Linked DNA regions of Homo sapiens: region 2 is linked to region 1. Evidence: chromatin loops called from intact Hi-C (ENCODE). Cell type or tissue: PC-3. All regions are shown on one strand. Each heading gives the region's core, and the rest is flanking DNA. Links, peaks and the distances in the headings are about the cores only.

Evidence for each region. Hi-C counts contacts between places; a loop is a spot of excess contacts. Peaks named below come from ENCODE experiments on the same cell type or tissue, not always from the same donor. Only the 100,000 strongest peaks of a DNase experiment are listed, where the experiment ranks them.
Region 2: a loop joins it to region 1, with 2.7 times the contacts of the local background. A loop is called at or near these places in 2 of 110 quality-filtered maps.

Annotation. Positions count from the first base shown.
Region 1 is chr5:79,460,049-79,467,846 of GRCh38, forward strand. All of the region lies in intron 1 of HOMER1 (homer scaffold protein 1), which reads right to left. Among named protein-coding and RNA genes, the nearest start is that of HOMER1, 50 kb to the right of the region's middle. In PC-3, for the core only: a CTCF peak has its summit at 4,860; no DNase peak of the experiment used is centred there; H3K4me3 peaks cover 319 bases.
Region 2 is chr5:79,297,258-79,305,055 of GRCh38, forward strand. It overlaps JMY (junction mediating and regulatory protein, p53 cofactor), which reads left to right. Exons shown (of 11, transcript NM_152405.5): 5 at 2,896-3,061; 6 at 3,419-3,606. Among named protein-coding and RNA genes, the nearest start is that of JMY, 65 kb to the left of the region's middle. In PC-3, for the core only: no CTCF peak of the experiment used is centred there; a DNase peak (open chromatin) is centred at 4,004; H3K4me3 peaks cover 436 bases; H3K27ac peaks cover 1,261 bases.

The DNA of each region.
Region 1 (7,798 bases), core at 1,795-6,794:
CTCACTATATTGCCCAGGCTGGTCTTGAAGTCTTGGCCTCAAGCAATCCTCCCACCTCAGCTTCCCGAGTTGCTAGGATTACAGGAGTAAGCCACCTAGCTCAGCTCCAGCTTTGCATTTTAGAAAGATAAATCTGGGCCACGTGTGGTGGCTCACACCTGTAATCCCAGTGCTTTGGGAGGCCAAGCTGGGCTGATCACTTGAGCTCACAAGTTCGAGACCAGCTTAGGCAACATGACAAAACCAAAATTAGTCTGGCGTGGTGGTGCACACCTGTAGTCCCAGCTACTTGGGAGGCTGGGGTGGGAGGCAGAGGTTGCAGTAAGCCAAGATCATGCCACTGCACTCCAATTTGGGTGACAGAGCCAGACCTTCTCATATACATGCACAAAATTTGGCAGCAATAAAAAGGAGGTGGGTTGGAGAGAAATACTGGACACAGGGAGACTAGTCAGAACCTTACTAAAGAATCGCAAATATTAACAAAGAGGATAGGAGTTTAGGGAACAGGATGAAGATGTGATAAAGGATTAAAGGTAAATTTAGGAAGCAGTATCAGCAGATAAGTAATAGATTGGATATAGGGCAGTGGTTCCCAAACTGGGGTGGGTTTGTTCCTCGGGACATTTCACAATGTCTGGACACAGTTTTGGCTGTCACAATGAGGGAAACTGCTATTGGCATCTAGTGGGTAGCATCCAGGAACGCCGCTAAACATCTACAATGCACAAGATAGCTTTCCGCAACAAAAAATTTTCCAGCTCAAAATGTTCATTGTGCCAAGGTTGAGAACTCCTGATGTATAAGACAAAGAAGGAATCTGAGTCTCCTGGGTTTCTACTTTGGGTAACTGAAAAGAAGACAGTCCCACTAGCAAGGATGGGCCACAGAAAGTAAAGTCTAAGATTGGGGAAGTGGAAGGGGAAGATGAAGTCAGTTTTGAAGGAGTTCAGATGCCTACAGGGTTTGGATGTAGAACTCTTGGGCCAGGAACTTAAAAACACTTGTTTGGAGCTCAGAGAAAACCAGGCTGGCATGCAGAGTTTGGGGAATCACCAGATTTTATGATGGGTATGTTTCAATACTAAGCATGTCCGTAATTTCCATTTAGAAAAAAGCTGTAGAAGAGGCAGTAGAGAAGCTATATCTAAAATCTTTAAGAGATTTACATATAACTGAACTCTTAAAAAGCTATCTTAAAAATCTAGCTCTTAATCTCTTAAAAAGACCTGTAATACATTTGAAATTGATTGTTCAAGTGTCCAGGTATCAAAGTTAATATCTTTTCATAAACTGTATAAAACTCATAAATAAAGGTTAGACACTGCTTTCTTTACAACAATTCACACAAATACTAACTGGATCAAACACCAGCATTTCCCGAAGTGTGTTTATATTGAACAACAGTCTGAGAAATGAATGGTCCATGTTCAAACAAGTTTCGCAAACACTGTGTTATATTCTAAAATATTTATAACGTACATTAGCATGTTAAAGGTTCTGAGAAGTTCTGCGGTAAAGAAACCAATCTAACACCAAATAATCCAGCATCTGGCAGATTATTTGACCTCAGAACTCTTTCATGTAATATATTTACATCTCCTAGGATTTATATTTATGGCTATGAGAATCAAAAGACAAATTCTGAGGTAAATATCTCACTGAAAGTTGGTCTGGATAGCTTACCATCTTTACTGATATTACTAATTATATTTATAATATAAAATTCAAGCCTTATTCAGTAACGACTACAGTATTATTTCTTAAACGGGTACTTGTTAAGAACACTCAAAGTAACTCTTCTAAGAAACTAAAAATTACTCTTTAAAAATTGCTCTAAAAATCAATTTTAAAGACAAATAGATCCATGCCGGGCGCAGTGGCTCACGCCTGTAATCCCAGCACTTTGGGAGGCCCAGGTGGGTTCATCACTTGAGGTCAGGAGTTTGAGACCAGCCTGGGCAACATGGTAAAACCCCATCTCTACTAAAAATACAAAAATGAGCCAGGCACGGTGTCGCATGCCTATAATCCCAGCTACTCAGGAGGCTGCGGCAGGAGAATCACTTGAACCCAGGAGACGGAGGTTGCAGTGAGCCAAGATCACGCCACTGCACCCCCAGCCTGGGCGACAGAGCGAGACTCCATCTCAAAAACAAACAAACAAACAAAAAAACCAGAAAACACACACACTTTAATCATAGAGCACTATCTATTCGGTAACTTCTTACATGAATAACCAGAACAGTAAGTAATTCAAACTACTTTACTGACATAAGAAAAGCTTACTGGAGTATTTTTCTGTTGATTCATAAACGAATTCTAGGAAATTGGTGTAACAATAATTCTCAAGTTCTTCATCTTGAGCTACAATTCTTTAAAAGTACTACATACAGTGATGGATGCTAAAACTTACTATGGATGTGGAAAACTGGAAGAATGTTAAGATAACCCTGAGAAAAAAGTAATAAAATCAGAATTTTATTTTAAAAACAAGACTTACTCAAACTCACTAGAGCTGACATAAAGAATTACTACATTTAGCTCTCAGGCATCTGCGTAATAAGAAAGAAACGAGGATCATAAAAAAACTAGAGCAAAACAAAAAACTATTTTCCAGGAGATACATAAGTTTTGGTCTAGAAAAAAAGCAGACAGTTAACATTCATCACTTGGATAGCTCTGATTTTTAAAAATCAATGATGATGCTGTTTTACAGTTACCAATGAAGTCTATACTTTCAAAAATATTATATGATTAACCAGTAAATCTTCATCCCAAGAGAGTGCAAAGGCATAGGTCCAATAAATACAATCAAACTCAAGGAAAGGAAGAGAAATTGTACATTTCCTGGTATACCTTTAATGCCTAGCTTAGAAGTATCCTTTTCAGATATGTAAGTACAAATGGCTACTGCAGCAAAGGAGATTATAAAGAAGGTTATGGTTTCAAATAATTTCCTTTCTTTTTAATTTTCCAAAAGAAAGTAGCCTGAAAGTATTCTAAGTATTCTAAGAAGTATTAGAAATAAGGCTGGTAATATTTTCCACTGAGGATTTGACTCTGCTGCAGACCCTGTTCGCTGACTATCTACCAACTGTTCTTCCTTGCTGCTCCCCAACAAACCTCAGATACTCTACCCTCTTCCATATGACTGTGAGCTTCGCTAAGGATAATCATGGCAATCCCATTCTTGCCAGAAGTTGGGTTAGGAATGGACCTCTGAAACAATTCCAAGAAATAACCAAGAAAAGTTTGCTAGAAACTTCTAGGTACACTCACAGACAGTACACATGTAAGAAGGAATATTCTCTGAAACGGTATGTTTGCATGTGACATCAGGACCTAAAGAAACCCTTAGTGCTGTGAGGGGCGCATACCTGAGACCAAAGCCAACATTCTCTGTCGATAATAGCATACGGAAAAACAAAGACTCTGGTTCCTTGATGATGTCACTGGACCAACAAATCACCTTATCTCCAGGCTTCTATATGATAATACGTTTGCTAATTGTTTCAAACAGTTGTCATTTAAAAAACTATGCAAATGAAAACTGAGGAAAGAGGCTTACTTACAATAAACTCTGCACTAACATGCCCCCCCAATACTGTAATTGGTGGCAGTTCAGAACTATACAAGCTACACACTGGTCATTCATTCACTTCATAACACCACCCCACAGTATACACAATTTGATTTTGGGGTCCCCATTTAAAATTGTAGAACCAACAGAGCAATTTATAAGAATAACTGCATTGAGATGGGTGGGAAGAGGAAGAAATGGAAAGGTAAATGTGGAACTGGCAAAAATTCACCACTAGTTGACTTTCTGCAATAAGGATTTAAAATCCAAAGCTTTCAATTAAAAAAATAGTAATATAAGAGCTTATTAGAGCTATGGAGGCAACCACTAAAAGAAATAAAAATTACATTTTTTAAAAGTAGTTGCTTCTGGGGATGGGGCTCAATTACTTCGCTTTCTTATCCTTTAGGTATTGTTTAATTTTTCTTAACCTTGTATAGGTATTAAAATATCTTTCTAAAATGGCACTGTGAAGAAATTACACTTACATAACAATTAACGATGGAAAATAATGCTTTAGGGGCCATTTTTGAAGACTGCCAAAGAATCAAAGAATGACAATTTTAACAGGTTGGAACTCAACTGAGAGGAATAAGGGAAAGTAGGAGAGGAGCGAAATCCAAACATGCCTAACTGTAGGACTACAGGTGCTGAAGGTACATCCAATTCCCGACAAAAACATCCCCCTTGATTTGAAGTAAACAGGAAAGTAAGACAAAAAACATTCTACCCTCAGCTTGCTTTTGGGTGACTGAAGTGGCAAGAGAAGCTGAACAATACTTGTTCAGGCCAAAATGAGAATGACAAGGATAAGTCCAGGAATAGACGGACACTAATTACCATTTAACTTGATAGGTAATGGCTGGAGAATTTAGTTTCAGTGCCACTATGAAGTGGCATAGCATGACTTTGGATGCAGCAGCTCAAGCACTGGAATTTCCTAGAAAGAATTATCCTGTACAACTTAATAATATAAATTGAAACTCCACACGATTATCAGGGAACTGGTTTAAATCTCACCACCTCCTCTCTTTCTCATACATATATCCTACCCCATGAAAAATCTCATTAAGATACCTGTTTTGATGCTGCTCAGAGATTATGACTGCATAATATAACATACTACCAACTGTATGTCCCTATGCCATGATATGTGTAATAAGCTGATTGCTTATACATACAATGTTCTTTTTTAAAAACCATATACGAACTTTGAAGAATGCAAAGGTTTTTCTGCTAATGGCTACCCAACACATAATTATACTGCAACAACTCCACCTAGTGATGAACCAAAAATATAGCAGGTGCATGTTTTTTAAAACCTGGAAGTTACTCTATAGCAAATACAAAATTGTAAAGTAACCTTGCTATAATAGAAGTATCGAGACTTCTGGAAGGATTTTTTTTTTTAATTGTATGATCTGGCCAGGCACAGTGGCTCACCTCTGTAGTCCTAGTGCTGTGGGAGGCCAAAGCGGGAGGATCGCTTGAGCCCATGAGTTCCAGACCAGGTTGGCCAACAGCAAGACCTCGCCTCCATAAAAAATTTAAAAATTAGCTGGCTGTGGTGGCACATGCCTATAGTCTCAGCTACTCAAGAGGATGAGGCAGGAGGATCATTTGAGCCCAGGAGTTGGAGGCTGCAGCGAGCTATGATTGTACACCACTGCATTCCAGGATGGGTGACAGAGCAAGACCCTGTCTCTTTAAAAAAGAAAAAAAAATGTATGATCTGAATTCCTTGATCTTTTAATCTGTTGGGTGAACACTGAAATTAAAGGTTTTAAAAAATAATTGTTTGCATTATAGTTATCAGAAATATTTTCATGACATTAAGTATTTAATTGATGTATTTGAAGAAAATATCAAATCTAAAATTTCCATTTGGAAATTAAGATTCTTAAATTATATAAAAATACACTTAAAGAGTAACAGTACTGTTTACATTTCTTCTTTTTTTTTTTTTTTTTTTTTTTTTTGAGACAGAGTCTCGCTCTGTCGCCCAGGCTGGAGTGCAGTGGTGCAATCTTGGCTCACTGCAAGCTCCACCTCCCAGGTTCACGCCATTCTCCTGCCTCAGCCTCCCGAGTAGCTGGGACTACAGGCACCCGTCACCACACCCTGCTAATTTTTTGTATTTTTTAGTAGAGATGGGGTTTCACCGTGTTAGCCAGGATGGTCTCGATCTCCTGTCCTCGTGATCCGCCGGCCTCAGCCTCACAAAGTGCTGGGATTACGGGCGTGAGCTACTGTTTACATTTCTTATATGTCACCTCTTACTTTAAGAGTAGTTTTTATAATCTATAGGACATGGTATTAGTTATTAAGAGATTTTAGTACTTACTCTTGGCCACTTTAATAAGTAGCTATAAAGTATTAAGGAATATGCTGAAATTCAGAGTAAAAAGCAAGCAACCTCATTCAATGCACATTTAAGCAACATCTTCAATGTTCAAAGAAACTTGCTTGGTATGTATTAAATAACTGCCAAGTGACTTTGTCCTTACCACCCATTAAAAACCCCATCCATTTCAGGTAAAATTTCAGTGTTTAAAAATATATCAAGTATGCCTGATAGATCACATTTAAAATTACATTTTTAGGCTGGGTGTGGTGGCTCATACCTGTAATCCCAGCACTTTCGGAGGCTGAGACAGGCAGATTGCCTGAGCCCAGGAGTTCAAGACCAGCTGGGCAATATGGGGAAACCCCATCTCTACAAAAAATTAGCCGGGCATGGTGGCGCACACCTGTGGTCCCAGCTACTTGACAGGAGAGATCACCTGAGCCAGGTAAGTCAAGGCTGCAGTGAGCTGAGATCGTGCCACTGCACTCCAGCCTGGCCAACAGAGGAGACCCTGTCTCAAAAATAATAATAATAATAATAATAATAAATAAATTACAATTAGAATTGATATGGCACATTCCATTTTACTTGACTTTAAATATTCTCCTCTTCCCAAATGATTTCCACTAACTCAAGCTAAATTCTGAGAACTGACAGTATATGCCTGGGAAATCTAAAGAAAGTAATCTCTTGTTAATAACTAGAATTTAATTATTGTTAATATAGGTAGTACTATTTGACCTATTGCCAAATAGGTTAAACTCCTGGCGTTTTATTAAAAATCTAAGTGATTTCCCAATAGACATCCAGTTCTTAAAAACTATTTTTTTTTTAGACAGAGTCTCACTCTGTCACCAAGCTGGAGTGCAGTGGCACAATCTCGGCTCACTGCAACCTCTGCCCCCTGGATTCAAGCAATTCTCCTGCCTCAGCCTCCCAAGTAGCTAGGATTACAGGTGTGCACCACCACACTTGGCTAATTTTTGTATTTTTAGTAGAGATAGGGTTTCACCATGTTGGCCAGGATGGTCTCGATCTCTTGATCTTGTGATCTGCCTGCCTCGGCCTCCCAATGTGCTGGGATTACAGGTGTGAGCCACTGTGCCCGGCCTTAAAAACTTTAAAAACAAATGAATTAGGCTGGGCGCAGAGGATCAGGCCTGTAATCCTAGCACTTTGGGAAGCTAAGGCGGGCGGATCACTTGAGGTCAAGACCAGCCTGGTCAACATGGTGAAACCATGTCTCTACTAAAAATAAAAAAATTAGCTGGGCGTGCTGGCAGGGGCCTGTAATCCCAGCTACTCAGGAGGCTGAGGCAGGAGAATGGCTTGAACCTGGGAGGCTGAGGTTGCAGTGAGCCGAGATTGCACCATTGCATTCCAGCCTGCGCAACAAGAGTGAAACTCCATCTCAAAAAAAAAAAAAAAAAAAAAACTAATGAAATGCTATAAAGGCCATTTAAGTGCTAATATCACCTTCAACGAACAATCATAATACTCTAAGGTACACTTTTCTACTTGCTACAAACTAAATGAGTGGATGTTCAGTCCATATAATATCTAAACAAATAAATATTCTAATAAGTAAACTCAGGATTGAAGAGAAAGATTCAGAGATACTTGAACAAAATGTTAACATTTGTGAAATTTGAAAAGTGGATATGTGTATAGTATTCCCTGTATTATTGTGAATATTTTAAATTGCTCAAAACAAACAATAAAACGTCACAGCACTTCTCTAGTTCTTATTGACAATGCAAAATTTGAATAATCGGCCACATTTTACTTTATATAATATAGGCCGGTGTTTTGTTTTGAGACAGGGTTTTGCCCTGTTGCCCAGGCTGGAGTGCAGTGGTGCGATCAGA
Region 2 (7,798 bases), core at 1,876-6,875, 160 kb before region 1:
ATGGCCAATTTTTCCTTTGAGTATTTAAACTACTTTCAGGGCTTCTTTCTTCTTGCCCAGGGAAGCACTGCTCTCAGATATAAAAAAGACACCCCATTGTGGCACCCACCTTCCCTGCACTGCTCCATTATCTGGAATTAGTTCTCTTTTCACCCTGGATTCTGTTTCTCTTAGTTCTGTGGCTGTCAGCTGAGGACAGGAAAACTCAGTCTGGAAATTTCAGATGTTAAAACAGGGAGGAAATTTGGAGCAGGGTGCCCGCTCCATACCTCTTCATGCCTTATACTAAGGATTTTGCCTCCACATTGAAGATTAGATAGACCTCAGAGTATTATTTTGCCCTCACAGATTTCTCTGAGTCATAGCATCCTTTTCTCCTTTGCTGATCTCATAAAAGTCCTGTATGTTCTGGTTCTACAACCCTTTAGCTTTTCCCAAAGTCCACCACTGACCTATTGTTTGTCCTTTCAGAGGTTGGGATTTAACAGACTCCTTCACTGCTTGTCTGCCTCTGATGAGGTTTTGGTTATCTTTAGACCACAGCCCTTGGCAAATCCACGTCTGGACTCTTGGTCTAGATAGAACTCACCGAACCAAAAAATTGAGGGTGAGGTCACTGCTTGTAAGAGAATACCTACTTCCTTTCTCAGTTTGATTTTTGATATTGAGTGTGTGCTGGTAGCACTGCGCTTCTCAAGTGCTTTTAAAGTACCCTGGCTCTGGGCTGCAGTCAGAGTACTGTTCTCTTTGTGGTTGAGAAAGCTGACAGCGTAAAGGCATGTCACTGGGGGACTTTCAACTTTTTTCCTTAGCCAAGAGATTGGGCAGGAGAGAGAAACTTACAGAGTGCTAGGGGAAGAACTTAGCAGAGCATCATGAACGTAGCAGAAAATGGTCACTTAGTTGGGTAGAACCAGAGTAGTGAAAATGAACTCACAGCCTGGATCTGAACAATATCACTGGAAAGTAATCTTAGATTAAGGTTTTTAGACTGGTTTACACTAAGGTTTTAACTTAACGATTCCCCACTTGAGAATAAAGCCTTCTAACATTAGATATCTTACCTGTTTGTATGCTGTGGTAATAGAGAGTGTGGGTGCAGATACTGGAACAATGTATATCCTACAGCTGTGTTTGCAGAGCTGGGCAAGAGCCCCAAGAGAGTATGAAAAGGGATGTTTATCATCTAAAGTGGCGAGTCCACGAGTCTCAAGGTAGACATTATTCCTTGGTTCTTATTTTATGACTTAGGACAAAAACAACAGTTCATATTGTTCACATTCCCCTCCCTAGCTGCTATAATTAAACCCACTTTGGGGTTATATACGTTGTTTGTCACCCATAAAATATTTCCTAACACAGCGGGATCACTCACAGTCTTACACTTAGATAATCTATTAAGTATCCGTTTATAAAATATTCATAAAACAAAGTACCACTGTATTTAATTCACCTGGTTATTTTTAAATTTTTACAACTGCACGTTTAGACTGGAGCCTAACCATTGCTTTTCAGTTCAAAATTCTTGTGAAAGGGATTTGAAATTATATTTTAAGGAAAAATATTCTAATTATTGGGTAAGACTGTGTAGATATATAGACTGTAAAGCAAAAGCTGGAATTTTCTTTAAAACGTATTCTTTTTATGTGCTGACAGGTTTTACCAACCTCGCCAGACAAAAGGGATCATTTAGGAAAATAAGAATTCACTGTCTTTTTCCCTGTAGGTTGTCCCTGTACAGCCAGTCAAGTATTTCTTTGGTATTCTGGGACCCCAGTGATGTCTCACATGAGCTCGTAAACAATACTCTTAATAATTTTCCCTTTTGTTCCTCTCGTCTCCTCCTTTGAAGGTCACTCCTTGGGAAGCCACTTGAATCCAGGGCTCCTCACTATTGCTCCTTTGGCTCTGAGGGCACACTGATGCCCGTATCGGGGCTTTCCTGGAGCTGCTAAGCATGAACCTTTAAACTACCAAAGCAGTGGTGCTATGTTCTTGGAAGAATGCTTACTGTCTCACTCTAGAGAACTATGCTTGTCCTTCACATCTCACTGACTCTTGAAAAGCCATTCCTTTGGCTTCTTTTATCTGCCTTTTTCCGTACAGCCAAATAGAAAGCCATAGAAATAGTAGGGTTAGGAACCAGTTATCTAAAGTACACTTTCCCCTTGGTGGTTTCCTTCATTCCTGGCAAAAATTTTCCCACTCCAGCACCGAGAACTGACCAACCAAGCAAACCTCACAGAAGACCATCCTTCACTTTATGAGCCATGCCCAGAAATTTCTGGATCTCACTTTAAGTTCAGCCTAGGACGTTGATTACATTTACCTAAAGTGACACCTTACGGATTGCAAGGATTTCCATCTAAAGCAATTGTCTTCTGCTGTTCCAGTCACATATTCTCACCTCACTCTATAGTCAGCAGATCCCAGAACCTAGCCAGTCTGTGACCATGGAGCAAAGCAAAACCCCAGATATGTGGCATTAACCAGCTTTTACCATTCTTGTAAATATCTGAGAATAGCCCCGTCATTTTCATATATCTCTGTGAAAAGAACAACTACATAACTTAGCATCCACTTTTGAGAGGGAAAGCATTTATATCCAGATGATACATATATTATTACCATAAATATGCATAAGTATAACATAAACATTAAAACCTTATTTTTACCATGTTTGCCTACTTCCACCATATAATATGACTTGATTATTACTGTTTTATACATATATATATATATATTTTTAAAGTCTAGATTCCATGCCTACAAGTTTCTTTCTGAGAGGAATTACTTAATAGGTTTATGCTATCTGATTAGTATTAATTTTTAATACTAACTCAATTTTCTTGTCCCCACCAGCTAGAAATTTTTTAATTTGTATTTTCAATGCAGATGCAGAGTTTGCGGGGTGGTACAGAAGCGATAGCACGATTGGATCAGTTAGAAGCTGATTATTATGATCTGCAACTTCAGTTGTATGAAGTACAGTTTGAAATCTTGAAGTGTGAAGAGTTACTATTGACAGCGCAACTAGAAAGCATCAAAAGACTTATATCAGGTATGGCGTGCATTTAACCACATAAGTTCACCAAAGATTGAATACATGAGAAAATACTTATGGACTAGGTATGTTTCTTTTGTTAAGACATTTAAAAAATTGTTTTCTGTAGGGATAGAGTGTGGGGGGGTGATTTCTAGCATTTATTGAGCACTTACTGTTTGCCAGATACTGCTAAACACTTTGCATACATTCACTCTATGAGGTGTATTAAATAATAATCACCACTTACAAAGAAGCTTAAGAGATAATGGCTTTGCCTGAGGTTGCAGAGCCAGTAATGAGATTAGAACCTTGTTCTTTCCAAACCCTAGCCCATATTCTTTACCACTACTCTTTTTTGCTGTTCTGTAACAGAAAAAAGAGATGAAGTGGTATACTATGACACTTACGAAAGCATGGAGGCCATGCTGGAGAAGGAAGAGATGGCAGCATCTGCGTACTTACAGAGAGAAGAGCTGCAGAAACTTCAGCAGAAAGCACGCCAGCTGGAAGCAAGACGTGGACGGGTTTCTGCCAAGAAATCCTACCTCAGAAATAAAAAGGTATTTAAATATTGCTTTTGTTCATTATTTAGTCTTTTATCCGTATCTACTAATCTCATCTGTTTTGTCTTTAAAACTTGCTTATGTTTTAAAACTAAGTAAGCACTATCTCTTATCAGTGCTCAATGCGTTTATAGTGCTCTGAGAATTGCCCTCTTAAACACATTGGAACAGCCAATAGTGATGTTCTCTTTACCTCTAGAAACACTAATGGTGACTCTGCTAAAGGCCTTGACTACAGGATCCCTGATAATGTGATTCCTGGCTCCCTTTTTATTTAAGGAGGCCCAGCGATGTTTTTTACAAGCCCTGATTCTGACCTTAAAGAATTTTATAGATTGTTATTTCTTTATTTAACTTTGATTACATTTTAGAATGTTTGATTCTTGATATTTGGAATGACTCATTTTGTGGAAATGTGATTCTTCCTGTGTCTTAAAAAATGTTTTGCACTCTAGTCCAGATGTTAACTATCGTGGAGCTGTTTCTAGTCACTGTAAGTGTAGAGTTGGAATCTGGAACTAGCTCTCCAACCTAGACCAAACTGATGACTGTGTGGTACTGATTCGCTTTAAGCTCAAGTATTATAAAAGTATGTCATGTTCTCTGAGAACCCACCTTCCTGCTCTTCACCACATTCCAAGGCTACCACTTCCTCATTCCACAGAAAATCAATACCTTTGCTTTTTGAAATAGATAGCTCTTGCACATTAAAGAAACTCAGACAGGCATGTATCCACAGTAAGTCAAGAACCCAGGACCTTCTATCACGTTGTCCATCAACAGAACAGTTACCTTGCCATCCAGAGCCCTGGCTTTCACATAATTATGTGCCTTTGCTATTTCCCCGTGACAGTGGTAATTGAAACCCACTGCTGTGTCAGCCCTGGTTGTGAGCTTCATTTCACGTTCCAATCTGCACCAACCAGGTAAACATTGCAGGCTGGGCGCGGTGGCTCATGCCTGTAATCCCAGCACTTTGGGAGGCTGAGGTGGGTGGATCACCTGAGGTCAGGAGTTCGAGACCAGCCAACATGGTGAAACCCTGTCTCTACTAAAAATACAAAAAATTAGCCAGGCATGGTGGCACGCGCCTGTAATCCCAGCTACTCGGGAGGCTGAGGCAGGAGAATCGCTTGAACCCAGAAGGTGGAGGTTGCAGTGAGCCAAGATGGCACCATTGCACTCCAGCCTGGACAACAAGAGTGAAACTCCGTCTCAAAAAAAAAAAAAAAAAAACATTGCAGTGATTTCAGCAGGTCTTATAGAACAGTTTTAGGGGAGAATGAAAAGTAAATAAGATTTCAGAAGAGCACATTTTTGAGGAATATTAGGAGTATTTTATATATTACTTTTAGGTGTATAGTGCAGTACTTTTGAGACTCGGAATTTGCAAACCTGCAAGTTTTTGAAAATGCTATGCAATTCAGACTTAATTGAAAGTCTGATTTCATTTTAATTCACCAGTATGCTAGGCACATTGTTAGACTTAGGATACAAAGATGAGCAAGGCATAGTCCCTGCTCCTCCTAGTCTTTTAGAGAAGGCAAACCAGGTGAACAGATGAGTGTTCTGCCGGCCAAAAACAGCAAGAGCAGGGAGTGAGGAAAGGCTTCTCTGAAGAGATGACACTTGTACTGGCTTTTAACATCTGAATAGAAATTGGCCAGATTGATGGTGTTGGGGTAATTACAAGCAGGACAGAATAGTTTTTAGCAAAGACACTGAAGCAGAAAACAGCATGGTTTGTCAGAGCATTCTACATTGTAAGACATGCTGCAGGGCGGGGACCAAGTTATGGGAAATTTTACATACCACATTAACAAGCCTGAGCTTTGTCTGTAGTATAAGTTAAGCAAAGGGGTAGTATGAACAGATTCACATTTTAGCAAGATAAGGCAGCATGAAAAATAGGTTAGAGGGAGAAGAGATGGAAAGGTTCTGATTGGAAGGTGTCATTATCCTCCACCTCAATAAGGTTGAGAGGTTAAGACTATGAAGTAAGTGGGTGCCTGTGCAGGGTAAGAGATGGACAAATCTTGAACTGTCTAGATCTGACACTTTGCAGAAAAAGTTAGTAGGATTTAGTGATGTGGTGAAGGAGGGAGGAAGAGCCATTCTCTATCAACCCTCTGGTTTCTGGATTGGGCATTGAGGTAGATGATGGTGTCACCAACCAAGATGGAAAACCCAGAGGAAGAGCACATATGGGTGGGAGGTGATAAGCTGAGTTTTAGACTTGCATATAAGAGGTCTTGGGCATCCAGGTAGAGATGGCTGTGAGACAGTTGAGACAATTGGGCACCTGGGTCTTATAAGAGTGTATGAGATGGTCTCAGAACAACATACTGAGCAGGTGATTTTTAAAATATTTTATTTATTTTTTTATAGAGACAGGGGCTCACTATGTTGCCCAGGCTGGTCTCAAACTCCTGAGCTCAAGCAATCCTCAGCCTCCCAAAGTGCTGGGATTGCAGGTGTGAGCCACTGTGCCCAGCCTGAGGAGGGTGTTCTTAGGAATGATGAGGTGGAGGTGGGAGGCTGATAGGAAAGAGCAAGGGAAGGTGGTGGAGCAGGATAGATACATAGTTTGAGGAAGAAAAACCTTCATTGTATTTAATATTTGTAATTCAGGAAGCAAAACGTTCTTGGCTAGGGGTGAGAAAGCATTGTAAAGGGCACAGGCTATGAAAGACTGAGCTGCTGTGATGTAGTGCGAGGAGAAAGGCTCTAAGGAAAGAACACTGGGGAACATTTGAAAGTGTGTGCAGAAGAACGGGATCAAAGAGAAAGGGTAATCGAAGTTGGAAGAAGCAGGAGAGCTCGAAGTCATAGAAGTGAAGATGATGATTCCACACAACAGGATGGTCAGTAGGCTCAGGTGCTCCAGAAAGGTAAAGGAAGAAAGAAATGACTCCATGACATCCAATATTGGGAGACTATTGGGGCCTTATGTTCAGAGTTTCGAGAAAAGTTGTGGGCAAGGAGTAGATCTTGGTGGTCTGAGAAGGGAGTGCAGCAGAGGTTTAAAGCAGTGACTGACGGAATAGCAAAGGAAACTGTACAGGTGAGGGGTGAAGAGGAGCAACCTTGGTGACCATGGCCCACAGAGCTGTGTACTCTTCTAGCAGTATTAAGAGCTTCAGGCTGAACTTAATACCGGCTTAATACCAGCTCTTCCCTTGTTGATAAGTGTTAGCTCATAGCAATTTAATCAGTATTCTTCAGTCTTCATTTCTGTGTTAATCTAAATCTGAAGTAGGGAAACCCAGCCTTGGAGAATCTCTCCATTTACACTTGTGTGCCTGTACCCCAAGCCCAGCAACTGAGGTGGCAGAACTGCAGAGGGAAGGAGTAGTGAAATAAGGAAGGGTGGTGAAAAGATAGGAAATGCAAAACACTAAGTCCTAAAAAGAAAAGCTACTGAGAAGATCAAATATACAAGGAAAAACAAATGTCTCCCTATGTAACATAATCCTATATTCCCTTGTTTACATATCAACATGCCCAAGGTCACTGGCTTCTTGGTTTCTCTGGCACTCATCTTAAGATTGCATACACAGTTCATGTCCTGCCTCACCCCTTGAAAGAGTGGAGATAGGTGGTCCCCGGCTGTGCTGGTGAAGTCAATGCTTTGTGATTAAACATTTCAAGAAGAGTAACAAAAATAACAATTTTCTTTGTTTTTTATCTTCTTTAATTCTCCCAGTAGTCAAATGAAATCCAGAGAGCTCAGAAAATTAGAATCATTTTCATACTTCATTTGGTGGCAAAACCAGACCTGAGCTAACATGAAGTTATTTATTATCTTATTCTCACTTTGACAATTCATTTAACTATTACTGCTTATTATGGGATATGGTTTCAGATCTTGCTTATTAGGATATATATGGTATATACAACTTAACACCATTCTCTAAATTATCAAAAAACTTTGAATTTCAAAACATGTCTGACCTCTGTTCTAGATAAGGGATTGTGGACCTGTATCCTCATTTATAAGCAAGGGAACCAACGCTTCTGGTAGTGACATAAATCACCTAAGGAAAAGCAGCTAATATGGAGCAGGGGTAGGATTCTGTCCTAGACACTCAGAGACCTGAGTTACTGTATCACCAAGTCATGACATTATCTAACACGCCCTTTGTTTTCCCCATTGCACTGGATAGATTCTTGATAGGCAATAGAGTGA